Linked DNA regions of Homo sapiens: all the other regions are linked to region 1. The links are chromatin contacts, found by Hi-C or POLR2A ChIA-PET in ENCODE. All regions are on one chromosome and are shown on one strand. Each heading gives the region's core, a stretch centred on a gene start or an enhancer-like site at or near the end of the contact. The rest is flanking DNA. Distances are from core to core; before and after follow the strand shown. Region 1 holds the start of TOB2 (transducer of ERBB2, 2). Region 2 holds the start of LGALS1 (galectin 1). Region 3 holds the start of ANKRD54 (ankyrin repeat domain 54).

Region 1 (3,717 bases), core at 831-3,330:
CCGTATTGTATGGCCCCACCACATCCTCTAGGCTTTACGAGAGCCTAACTTTCCCACCTTTCCCTTCATCGCCTCCCATTACTGATGAAACTAGGATCTGCTTCTAATGAGTTTTTTCTGGGTGAAGGGGGTGGGCTGGCTTAGATAAGGTCACGACCCCCTTCCCCCCACCCAATCTGAATTCCAGGGCCTGGGCGGTCCGTGTGGGGTTGCTGGATGGACGGTGGATTCAAAGGGAAACGGATCTTTTTCACTTAATGCCTAGCGGACTCGGCTCCAGCACCCCAAACAGCCAGGAAAGGAAAGGCAGGAATCAAACCCAGTTCTCCCGTCCTCTCGGCCAAAGAAATTTCCAGTCAAGCTGTGGGGAGGCGCCAGGCCAAGGCCAGCAGGGCCCAAGCCTCACCCCATTTCTAATCGAAGACTGAGTAACCAGATCCGGGAGAGGGAAATAGGAAAAGGTTCCCAGGCAGAGAAGAAAAAAACTGTACACCTGACACCTGAGCATCTTCTCATACTAAAATTCTGTGTGTCTCCTCCCATTGCAAGGTCTGCTTTACGACCAGACTTACCAGATCCTCGGCAAGCTCCCCCGCTGGGTGTTAAACCTCCTTAATCCTTCCTCCCACACAAGCTTCTTTCCCCCTATGCTTCACGGAGGGATGGGGGTAGAAGCCCAAGAAAGCAATAGGATTGTTTTTCTGCCGGAAAATCAGAGATGAAGGACCCATTCCCAGGGTACGGTGGGTAAGAAGGAGAAAAAGACCGTTTAGATACGGAGTAGCACCAGAGACTGGCCTCCACCCGTCCCCAAGCTGAAGCTTGCTGTGCGGGGTTCTGGTTTCTCCTGGGGGAGGGAGAGGGCCTGCCGGCTGTGCCTCCTCTCTGCACCCTCCTTCCCCTCCCAGATTTCTGGTGGTCAAGGGCACAGTTCATCCTCCGGACAGGAGGGGAAGGAGTTTGGGGGTAGGGCCCCACCTCGCAGGCACCTTACCAAGATAAGCAGAATCCACTCACTGGCACTGCTCTAAGGGTACTTTTTTCTGCCCAATTTTCCATTAAAACACTTAAGAGTATAAAGAGCTCAGCCGAAACGGTGAACTCTGGCTCAGTGGCCCAAGGACAATCTCCACTGACCTGTCCCGTCGCCAAAGGGGGTGTCCACCCTCCACCCTTCAGGCTCCACAGAGCCAGAAATAGAGTCTATTAACAATTACCACCCCCCTTCCCTGCACACGGGAAAAGAAGCAGAAAAACAAGGCCTGGATCCCCTTCCTTCCTCGGATTTATTTAACGGTGGGGGGAGTTATGTTTCTTTGGAGAACAAGGAAGATCTAGCGAGTAGCTAGGATATAAAGAACCGGGGGAGGCGGGGAAGGGAGGAAATGCACCCCACCCAGGAGAGGGCCACTCTTGGAACTGGGAGAAAAAGGAGCTCTTGGGCACCCCAGGAGCACAGATGGCGTGAGAAGAGGAGCTGGGGAAAGTGGGGTCTGGAGGGAAGCTGGATGGGGAAAGAAAATGCTGGCCAGGCGGGGAGGGAGCGGCAGCAACGTGGAGAGTCCAGCAAAGCGGGAGTGGGGCGGGGTGGAAGAGGTAGTCCGGCCGGCTGGGTCTCGGGGCGGGCCCCCCGCCCGCACGCCCCCCAACTCACTCACTCGGGTCTCCGCGGCGGCGGGGCGCTCTACCGGCCGCGGGGCGGCTTCTCCCTCCAGGGTGGCCTGAGCGCGGGGCGGAGGTCGCTCTCCTTTCCTTCCCGGGCGTCGCCGGGCCAGGGGACCGAAGTCCTTTTCGTCGTTGAGGGTTGGGGGACGAAGCAGGGGGCTATGGACTATGACTCTCAATAATTTCTTTCAGCTCTTAGGAGGTCGGGCTCGGCAGCGGGGGGCCCGAGGGCGGGCGGGCGGACTAGCGGCGACGACGCGGGGATGGCGGATCGGAGGGTGGTTCGTGTCGCGCAACGGCAGACGGTATGGGCTGTCGCCGGCAGACGGTCCTGCCCTCCTGGCCCCGCGTCGCCCGAGCCACGGCTTGCCTCAGCCAACAACCCGCACCTTCCCGCGCCCCGGCCCGAAGTGAGCAAAGTCAATGAAAAGTTTCACCCTTAGCAACCCTGCGCACGGATCCGGCTTCCCCACCCCTGCGTGATGCGTCCCTCCGCCCTGCAGGGGCGGGGCCAGGGCCCGGCCGGGACTACTTCCCAGCCAGCCCCGCGCCTCAGCTCGCTGGTATCTCGCGGAGCAGCTCCTGTGCCCTTCTGTGCTCGCCGGTCGTGCGTCCGGCTCCCCGTCTTCCCCTCCCTGTCACAGCGCCGCGCCGCACTCCTTTCCTTCATTCCCATACCACTCTGAACTTGTGCGCGTCGTGTGAGGTGTTCTCCCAGGGGCGCTCCGTGAGGGCCGGGGACCACCTGGGGCCGGGTTGCTCACGAGCCGGGCACAGTGCACTCTCCCTTTAGTTGTGTTTGGGGGACGAGTATCGCGGGGGAGGGGAGGGAGTCACCATGCCCGCCGGAAACCCCCCGCTGAGTCGTCCGCCCTGCACCTGCCTCGGAGCCCATGGTTCGGACGTTTGCCCGAGCCGTTTCCCGGGGCCTTCCCTCCAGCTCCGAGCGTCTGGCCGTGTCCGCGGCGATAGCATCGCCCCGTTACGGCCTCTGCGGGAGGGGGAACTGAGGGGACGACGCGGGCTCTGGAAACATTTCGGACCCGTTTCGGGCAGGCATGAGTCTTCCGAGCGCCTTGTGATTCCTCGGGGGGCTCAACGTCGAAAGAAAGGCGAGGGAGACTCTGGGGCCTGGGCCACGCTGTGCGGGAGTAAGAGGAGCCGAGGACGAGGCTGACGGCCGTGAAACTAGCCGAGTGCCACAAAGGACCTTCCCCTCACCGCCTCTGGCGCTCCTTTCCTTGCAGCCTGGAGGGCCGGCTCTGGCTCTGCGCAGGCGCGCGGGCGCAGCCCCTCTCCCAACTCTTGTTTGCTCTTTCTGGCCAGCGACCCCAGTGTGGGGCACGCGGGAGAGCCCCACATTTCTTCTAGTCGCAGTCCCGCCGGCGTGGGGTGGCCCCTGACCGTGCAACGGGCGCAAGGCTCGCACCCACTACGGCCCCTCGGGCGGCGGAGCGAGGCTCCGCGAACCCGGGACTGGGCGCGCCAGGCCCGCGCGCTGAGGCCCCCTCCCCCGGCTCTGGCCACGCGGGCTGCTCTGCCTCTGTGAGTGTGCGGGACACAGAGCCAGGGGGAGGGAGGGCCGTGTTCTGCGGTCACAGGCAGACAGGAGTGCCGGAAGATGCAGTCTGGAGCCCCCGGGGGACTGTGAGTGAGGTCTTCTCCCCGGTCCCTCCTTAGATCTCCCATTTCCCAGTTCTCCCCTCCCGCCCACACCTTTTTTGTCATTCCAGACGGTTCCGGCCCAGCAGCAGCCGCCATCCCCACGTTGGGTGGCGAGATCCGAAAGTTTCCAGCTACGAACAGTTTGCTTTTTTTTTTTCCTTGATCGCTTTTTTTGGCAAGGGCGGAGAGCACCAGTAGCGTGGGGGGTTTAAATGCACTTTCCCTGAATGCAACAGAGAAATGCCGGGCTGGAGGGCAAACTCCACCGGGACAGGGAGGCGGGAGATAGCCTGAGCGCCCCCCCATCCCCCACACTCTGAGCGTCGCAACCCCGGGGGCACCTCCAGGGACTACTTGCCTTGTGCGTCAGCGAGTGACAGCGTCACA
Region 2 (3,717 bases), core at 359-2,858, 3.8 Mb before region 1:
TTTTTTTAATTGAGACTGAGTTTCACTCTTATTGCCCAGGCTGGAGTGCAATAGACTGATCTCGGATCACTGCAACCTCTGCCTCCTGGGTTCAAGCGATTCTCCTGCCTCAGCCTCAGGAGTAGCAGGGATTACAGGCATATGCCACCATGCCCAGCTAATTTTGTATTTTTAGTAGAGATGGGGTTTCTCCGTGTTGGTCAGGCTAGTCTCGAACTCCTAACCTTAGGTGATCCGCCCGCCTCGGCTTCCTAAAGAGCTGGGATTACCGGCGTGAGCCACTGCGCCCAGCCCATCATCTACTTCTTAACGTGGTTGTGGTCAGATTCCACCCCAACTATGCGCTCCTTGAGAGTGGGGACTGGGAGGGGTTCAGCTTTGAATCCTCAGAGCCCAGGGCCAGGTACATAGTAGGTGCTCAGTAAAATACCTGCTGAACACTCAGGGAAGGGAGGGCTGTGCCGGGCCTCAGAGGAGATGTTAAGAGAGCAGACAGGGTGGCCAGGCATGGTGGCTCACACCTGTAATCCCATTACTTTGGGAGGCTGAGGCGGGTGGATCAACTGAGGTCAGGAGTTTGAGACCAGCCTGGCCAACGTGGTGAAACCCCGTCTCTACTAAAAGTACATAAATTAGCCGGGTGTGGTGGTGGGGGCCTGTAGTCCCAGCTACTCGGGAGGCTGAGGCAGGAGAATCAGTTGAACCTGGGAGGCAGAGGTTGCAGTGAGCTGAGATCACGCCACTGCACTCCAGCCTGGGCGACAGAGCGAGACTCCATCTCAAAAATAAATATATAAATAAATAAAAATAAAAAAGAGAAAGGACAGGGTGCACAGAGCCAGGACCCCACCCCCTCCTGGTCTGGACCACCCTGGGCCATCTCCTAAGCTTGACACTCTCAGGCCTGAGGCTGTCAGGCCAGGGCGCTTTGACTATCCCCTGCCTGCCCCTGAACGCGGCCAAGCCCGAGGCCTTAGCCAAGCCCTGCAGCCTCAGGCTTGGCGCCCGGCCCAGCCTTTCTTTAGCCTTCCCGAGGAGCCAGCGAGAGAGCGCTGCAGCAGCCGCAGTCCTTGCTTCCGGGGAAGGCCCGGGTGGGGCCAGGGCCTGTGGTTAAGTCAGTGGCCCTCTGCAGACGCGCACGCAGCAGGAGCCACGCCCTGGTCCCTGCCCGGGAGTGGCCTGGTCTCCCCCAGCTCTGATTCCCTGAAGGACCCTGCACCTCCTCAGCCATCTTCTCTGGGCACCCCCTGAGCCCAGCCTGCTGGCCACAGGCCCCTTCCCGCCAACTTGTGGGCCTAGCTCATCATCAAACTATTTTCCACTGGCTTCCCCCAATCTCTGCCACAGCACAATTTTGGTGGGGAGGTGGAGAGGGATGAAGGAGAATAGGAGGTGGAGCTTGGACTCTGGCCGGGGGCGGCGGGGTGAGGGGGGGCAGCAGCTCGCCACTCTGATTGGTCACCTCTGCTCCAAAACTGGCTTCAAAATTCCACGGACTCCGCCCCCAGTGGCCCCCAGCCCTATCCTGACTTGCAATTGGCTGAACTTTCAGGGGGCGGGGCTCACCCGGTCCGGTCCAGTTAAAAGGGTGGGAGCGTCCGGGGGCCCATCTCTCTCGGGTGGAGTCTTCTGACAGCTGGTGCGCCTGCCCGGGAACATCCTCCTGGACTCAATCATGGCTTGTGTGAGTGTGGGGACCCCCCCCCAAGGTCCAGGGGATAGGGCAGGAACTGATGGCCAGAGGAGAGCTGGGCAGATCGGGAGCAGATTCTAGCCCCAGCTGTGTGGCCTGGAACCAGTGCCTTCTCTTTTCTGGACCTCAGTGGCCACATCTGTAAAATGGGGGTGGGCGCCATGGTCCCTCAAGGCCTTCTCTGCATTGATAATTGTCTGGATTCCTCCAGGGTCTGAAAGCACAGTTATTTCTGCCCAGGGTTGACATTCTGCAGCTCTCTGAGAAGTGAGCGTGGGAAGGGTGTGGCCAACTGGGGGACACCCAGGCCACTATCCCTTTCCCCCTCCTCCACCCCAAAGAGCCTCCTGTCCCCTCCCCCCTGCAGCTGTCCCGGTCACCAGGCCAGGGCAGAGTTACCCTCTGCTCCAGAGAACGCTGAAAAGTTGCCAGGACCCGAGACAAGCTGCCCAGGATGGGCCCTTCTAGGTCGGGGGTGGAGGGTGGTTGTGTCCAGGCTGGTGGCGGGGGGGGCGGGGGAAATTCCCTTCCACCACCCCCAAGCTGGGAGGTTGGGGTGGCAGGGAGGTGAGAATCTTCCTCGGGCCCCAGGGAAAGGGTTCAAGTTTCTGGCAGAAGAAACCACTCAAACCAGTTAACTCTTGCCCACCCACTCGGGGTGCCAGGGAACAGCAGTGCCCAGCAGTTTGCTCAATCTTGTTAACCCTGAGCCAGCCCAGCCACAGCCCGACTGCAGGGCTATTCTCCCTAATGCAGAGAGGCCGTGTTTTTCAGGGTCTCCTCTCTAGCCCCTGGGCCTCTTTGCAGAGAGGGGCTTGAAGGAGAATAGTGGGGTCGCCCGCCCCTAGCCACTTCCTCTCCAGCAGAGGGGCCGGCCCCTCCATTCAGTGTGACGGTGGGCCAAGTGTCGGCCCCTCCCCAGCCTGATCCTCTCCATCTGCGATGGGACAGAGCACCCCATCTCCCAAGTCACTCTTGAGTCCAAAATTCCCAAGCCAATCTGCAAAATCTTCTAGAGCCTGTCTTCTAGAACCTTCACGTTACAGACTGAAGCCAACCCCGGTGGGAATAGGGACTTTCCCAGGACCACATAGACAATCGGAGGCTGGAAATTACAGCTCAATCCTTTCCCCAGGCTTCCCCTTGGCTTGGTCAGAGGATGCCGGGCGGGAACAACCCCACTCCCACCCCCAGCCACCCCCGGACACTTCGAGCAGTGGAGGCCTTGTCCTCTAACCCGGCTGGGCCGGGGCTTGTCTGTGCAGGGTCTGGTCGCCAGCAACCTGAATCTCAAACCTGGAGAGTGCCTTCGAGTGCGAGGCGAGGTGGCTCCTGACGCTAAGAGGTGAGAAGTGAAGTCGGGGTGGTGGGCGGCAGGGACGGGCTTGGTCCAGCAGGGAGGGCGTGGCCGGCCAAGCCCACATCTCCTCCCTGGCCGGGAGCGGGTTAACGGCCAGCCGCCGATGCTGCGTTTTCTGGGTGACTCACTTCCCCCGCAGGGTCTGGGCGCCCCCACCGTTGCCGCCCCCTCCCCCGCTCCCTCCCTGCTGTAGCCTCTTAAACTAAACCAGCTGCAGCCTCGTCATCTGTAATACCTTGACTCCCCCGCCCCCACCCCTTTCCGGTCTGGGCGGGACCTGTCGCTGGGGAGGGCGGGGAGAGGAGTGGGGCGGGCGTCACCGCCGCCTTCCCCCTGAGTCCCTCCTTCCTGCGTCTGGTCATTCATTCATTCACTGGCTCAGTCCGGTCCTTCTTCCTTCACTTCTCATTCACTCAGACGGCTGCCTTATTTTCTCGGCAGTTAGGTGACCTTGGACCAGTCAACCAACCTCACCTAGCCTCAGTTTGTTAGAAAAACAAGGGGGGAGGTGGTTGTGTGGAGGAAGTGAGATGCGGCTGGCGCAGTGACAGTGAGGAGGATGAGGATCAGCTGATATTGTTAAGAGCCGCACACTTCTCATGCACTAATTTCATTTCAACCAAACCCTCAGAGGCAGGTATTGCTATTATCACCACTCAACAAA
Region 3 (3,717 bases), core at 361-2,860, 3.6 Mb before region 1:
TCCAAATTCTTATTTCATCTTCGTGACATCACTAAAATATGGCTAGAGTCATAGCCAGTCCTGGAAGAAATCCCCAAAGTCCCCATTCTTAATCTCTCAGTGCCTGGGTTTCCATGTCACCCATGCATTGTAGAAGACAATATGGTAGATATACCAGAGGAGAAGTTTGAGTCGGGCTGACCCGGATTCTAATACCAGCAACAGCCACTTGCTATGTGACCTGGAATAAGACAATTTCTCTGAGCCTCAGTTTCCTCTTCAGTAAAGTGGGAACAATTTCTATGTCTCAAAGAGTTCTTGTGAGGACAGATGATCATGTATCAGCAGTGTTTGGGGCACAGCAAAGGCAGCATAACAGCTAAACATCCATTACCTTACTTAACTCATCCCATTTTACAGATGAGAAAACTAGGGCTGAGGCCGGGCCAGTGGCTCATGCCTGTTATGCCAGTACTTTGGGAGGCCGAGGTGGGTGGATCACCTGAGATCAGAAGTTCGAGACCAGCCTGGCAAACATGGTGAAACCCCATCTTTACTAAAATTACAATAATTAGCCGGGCTTGGTAGTGGGCGCCTGTAACCCCAGCTACTCGGGAGGCTGAGGCAGGAGAATCGCTTGAACCCGGGGGGCGGAGGTTGCAGTGAACCAAGATGGCGCCACTGCACTCCAGCCTGGGCAACAGAGCGAGACTCCGTCTCCAAAAAGATAATAATAATAAATAAATAAAAATAAAAAAATTTAAAAAGAAAACTAAGGTTGAAAGGGTCTATCATTTGCCCTAAGGTCTAACTGTGGTAAAGGAGTCCAAGTCCGTGCATTTAAACAAGCTGGTACGACTTGGCTGCAGGCTCTGGCCTCCCCTCTCCATGATAATAAAAGTGTTCCCCAGTACCTCATTTTATTATTCACCAATAAGCGTTCCGAGTCATGGGAAGTTTCCATTCAGAAATTACCCAGTGAGAGAAGACTGGGGTGACTGGCTCAGAGCAGGAAGACTTTCTAAAAAAACCATCATCACCATCGTTACTGAAAGGAGACTCAAGGGTCAGTGTGGCCCTCAGCGCAGACGTCGGGGGACCCCGGCTGAGGGTCGGGGGCGACCAAAGCGCGGCCACTGGTCCTCTGAGGCCCCGCCCCTCGCCCGGGCTGCCCCGCCCCGGGCCCCCGCGCCGCTCGCGCCGCTCACCGTGCACCTCCTTGCCCGTGGGCCCGAGCCGCCGGTGGGGCCTGGCAGCGCGCCTCAGCCGGCCAGCGGGTATCTTGCAGCGCAGCTCGTCGCGCGGCTCCGCATCCTGCTGCCACAGGACGTGCAAGTAGCGCAGCGGCGACTGGGCCCCGCCGGACGCCCGGCCCGAGAGGCCCGCGCCGCCGCCGCCCAGCGCAGACCCGAAGTCAGCGAAGGAGAAGAGGCCCTCAGCGTCAGTCAGCGGCTCCGGCGCCACCGCGCACTCGCCCTCCGAGCTCGAGTGGCCTGAGCGCGGCTCGTCGTCCGCGTCCCCGGCGGCGGCTGCCATGGCAACGGCTCCGCGCGGGCCTGGCCGCCTGAGCCTCGTTCCCGACCGACCAACGGACCTACTTCCCTCCGCCCTGAGTCGTGCTGTCAGCGAGCTGGCGGGCGGGCAGGGCCCGCAACCACGGCAACCGAGCGGGGGCGGGCTCAGGCCGAGACAGAGCGGCGAACCAATGACTACCCTTCCAGCTTAAACCGGTCCCAAAACCAATCGGAAAGGGAGGGCACAGTACAAGCAGGATAATTGGACAGGGTTTCCGGCAACGTGACTGACAGACATTGTAACCAATTACAAACTTGAAGTGACCTTGGCTTTCGCTGTACGTCGCTACCGGAGCCAGTAAAACAGCATTTCAGACGCTTTTTTTTTGCGACGGAGTCTCGCTCTGCCGCCAGGCTCGCGATCTCGGCTCACTGCAACCTCCGCCTCCTTGAAGCAATTCTCCTGCCTCAGCCTCCCGAGTAGCTGGGACTACAGGCGCGCGCCACCACGCCCAGCTAATTTTTGTATTTTTAGTAGAGACGGGGTTTCACCATGTTGGCCAGGATGGTCTCGATCTCTTGATCTCGAGATGTGCCGGCCTCGGCCTCCCAAAGTGCTGGGATTACAGGCGTGAGCCACCGCGCCCGGCCTTTTTTTTTCTTTTTCCTCTCCATTTCCCAGTCTAATGAGAAAACAAGCAGATACCTTAGCAAATCAGATTAAGATGATTTGCAGGCACTCACAAAGGAAAATGAAGAAGCCACGCCATCCATGTAGATATAGATGTTGTAAATCAATGAACGCAAAAAAAAAAAAAAAAAAGAACTTCCCACAAATGCATAATGTACGTGGGAAAGGGAAAATGTGTTGAAATTTGGAGATACCACTACAAACTGTGAGTAATAGTGTCTAAATGCAATGGATTTCCTTTAGTCAGAGTTCTCTAGGTAACCCCGACGTAGATGACTGATCTACAAAGATTTGTAATACAAAGTGATTACATTAGAGCAATAGTTTAGTTCGACAGCCAGTCACTGAGCCAGGTAACTGCTAGGTCCTGGACACAGGATCAGACTTGGTGCCCCTGAGATGCTCACAATCCAATGGGAGAAGACCAGGAAACAAATAAGTGTTCCTCAAGCAACATTTCATGGGTGCACGTTTTCATAAAACTTCTCACAATCCCGTACCCCACAAGCACTTCTATAAAGTAGACAAGAAGGACCATCCCTATTTTATAGGTGAGGAGTTGAAAAGCAGAGGGAAGAGACTCATTCACAGTTGCCCAGCTCTCACCGGACCAGGTCTTGTGTCCTGGCAAAAGTTCTTTCCATATATAAACCCTCCCACTCAACCCAGTTAAAATGTAATCTTTCCGCACGGTGGGTCACGCCTGTAATCCCAGCACTTTGGGAGGCCAAAATGGGCAGATGACAAGGTCGGGAGTTCAAGACAAGCCTGGCCAACATGATGAAACCTCGTTTCTACTAAAAATACAAAAATTAGCTGGGTGTGGTGGCGCACGCCTGTAATCCCAGCTATTCAGGACACTGAGGCAGGAGAGTAGCTTGAACCTGGGAGGCAGAGGTTGCGGTGAGCTGAGATCGCACCATGGCACTCCAGCCTGGGTGACAGAGCGAGACTCCATCTCAGAAAGAAACAAAAACAAAAAAAAGGCCTGGCGCTGTGGCTCACGCCTGTAATCCCAGCATTTTGGGAGGCTGAGGCAGGCAGATCACGAGGTCAGGAGATTGAGACCATTCTGGCTAACATGGTGAAACCCCGTCTCTACTAAAAATACAAAAAAATTAGCCTGGTGTGGTGGTGGGCACCTTTAGTCCCAGCTACTCAGGAGGCTGAGGCAGGAGAATGGCGTGAACCCAGGAGGCAGAGCTTGCGGTGAGCCGAGATCGCACCACTGCACTCCAGTCTGGGCGACAGAGAAAGACTCCATCTCAAAAAGAAAAAAAAAAGTAATCTTTCTCTTACAATTGGAAAAGCACTTCCAGAATTTTCAGTGTTTGCAGTCGCCATTGTGAGGTTTATCATTGTACTATATGGAAAAAAATGCTATGTTTATTTGTACTCTCCTCGTCTGCCCCATAATGGATACAGTGCTGAGACAGGATCTCTCACTGTCACTCAGGCTGGAGTGCAGTGGTGTGATCACAGCTCACTGCACTCAAGCTTTCCTCCCACCTCAGCCTCCTGAGTAGCTGGGGC

What was found. A loop is a pair of places that touch in the nucleus more often than their neighbours do. ChIA-PET counts read pairs that join two places held with the same protein, here RNA polymerase II (POLR2A). Pooled maps may share reads with other maps.
Region 2: a loop to region 1 is called in a pooled map, with 9 times the contacts of the local background. The contact joins the promoter of LGALS1 here to the promoter of TOB2 in region 1. A Hi-C loop is called at or near these places in 1 of 50 pooled maps. POLR2A ChIA-PET finds 5 or more read pairs at or near these places in 3 of 52 experiments (AG04449, T-cell and activated B cell).
Region 3: a map of CD4-positive, alpha-beta T cell shows a loop between it and region 1 (6-fold over the local background). The contact joins the promoter of ANKRD54 here to the promoter of TOB2 in region 1. A Hi-C loop is called at or near these places in 1 of 168 maps with a recorded cell type or tissue (CD4-positive, alpha-beta T cell) and 5 of 50 pooled maps. POLR2A ChIA-PET finds 5 or more read pairs at or near these places in 1 of 52 experiments (activated CD4-positive, alpha-beta T cell).

Annotation. Positions count from the first base shown.
Region 1 is chr22:41,444,721-41,448,437 of GRCh38, forward strand. It overlaps TOB2 (transducer of ERBB2, 2), which reads right to left and starts at 2,081. Exons shown (of 2, transcript NM_016272.4): 1 at 1,659-2,081. LOC105373043 (a long non-coding RNA gene) reads left to right here and starts at 2,225. Exons shown (of 2, transcript XR_938274.2): 1 at 2,225-3,312; 2 at 3,399-3,717. RefSeq lists enhancers at 1,851-2,546, 2,293-2,542, 2,547-3,242 and a silencer at 3,113-3,212.
Region 2 is chr22:37,674,028-37,677,744 of GRCh38, forward strand. It overlaps LGALS1 (galectin 1), which reads left to right and starts at 1,609. Exons shown (of 4, transcript NM_002305.4): 1 at 1,609-1,684; 2 at 2,959-3,038. The coding sequence starts at 1,676. RefSeq lists silencers at 1,412-1,551, 3,072-3,581 and an enhancer at 3,425-3,717.
Region 3 is chr22:37,842,724-37,846,440 of GRCh38, forward strand. It overlaps ANKRD54 (ankyrin repeat domain 54), which reads right to left and starts at 1,611. Exons shown (of 8, transcript NM_138797.4): 1 at 1,188-1,611. The coding sequence starts at 1,515. MIR658 (microRNA 658) reads right to left here and starts at 1,648; the gene lies at 1,549-1,648. RefSeq lists a silencer at 1,082-1,781.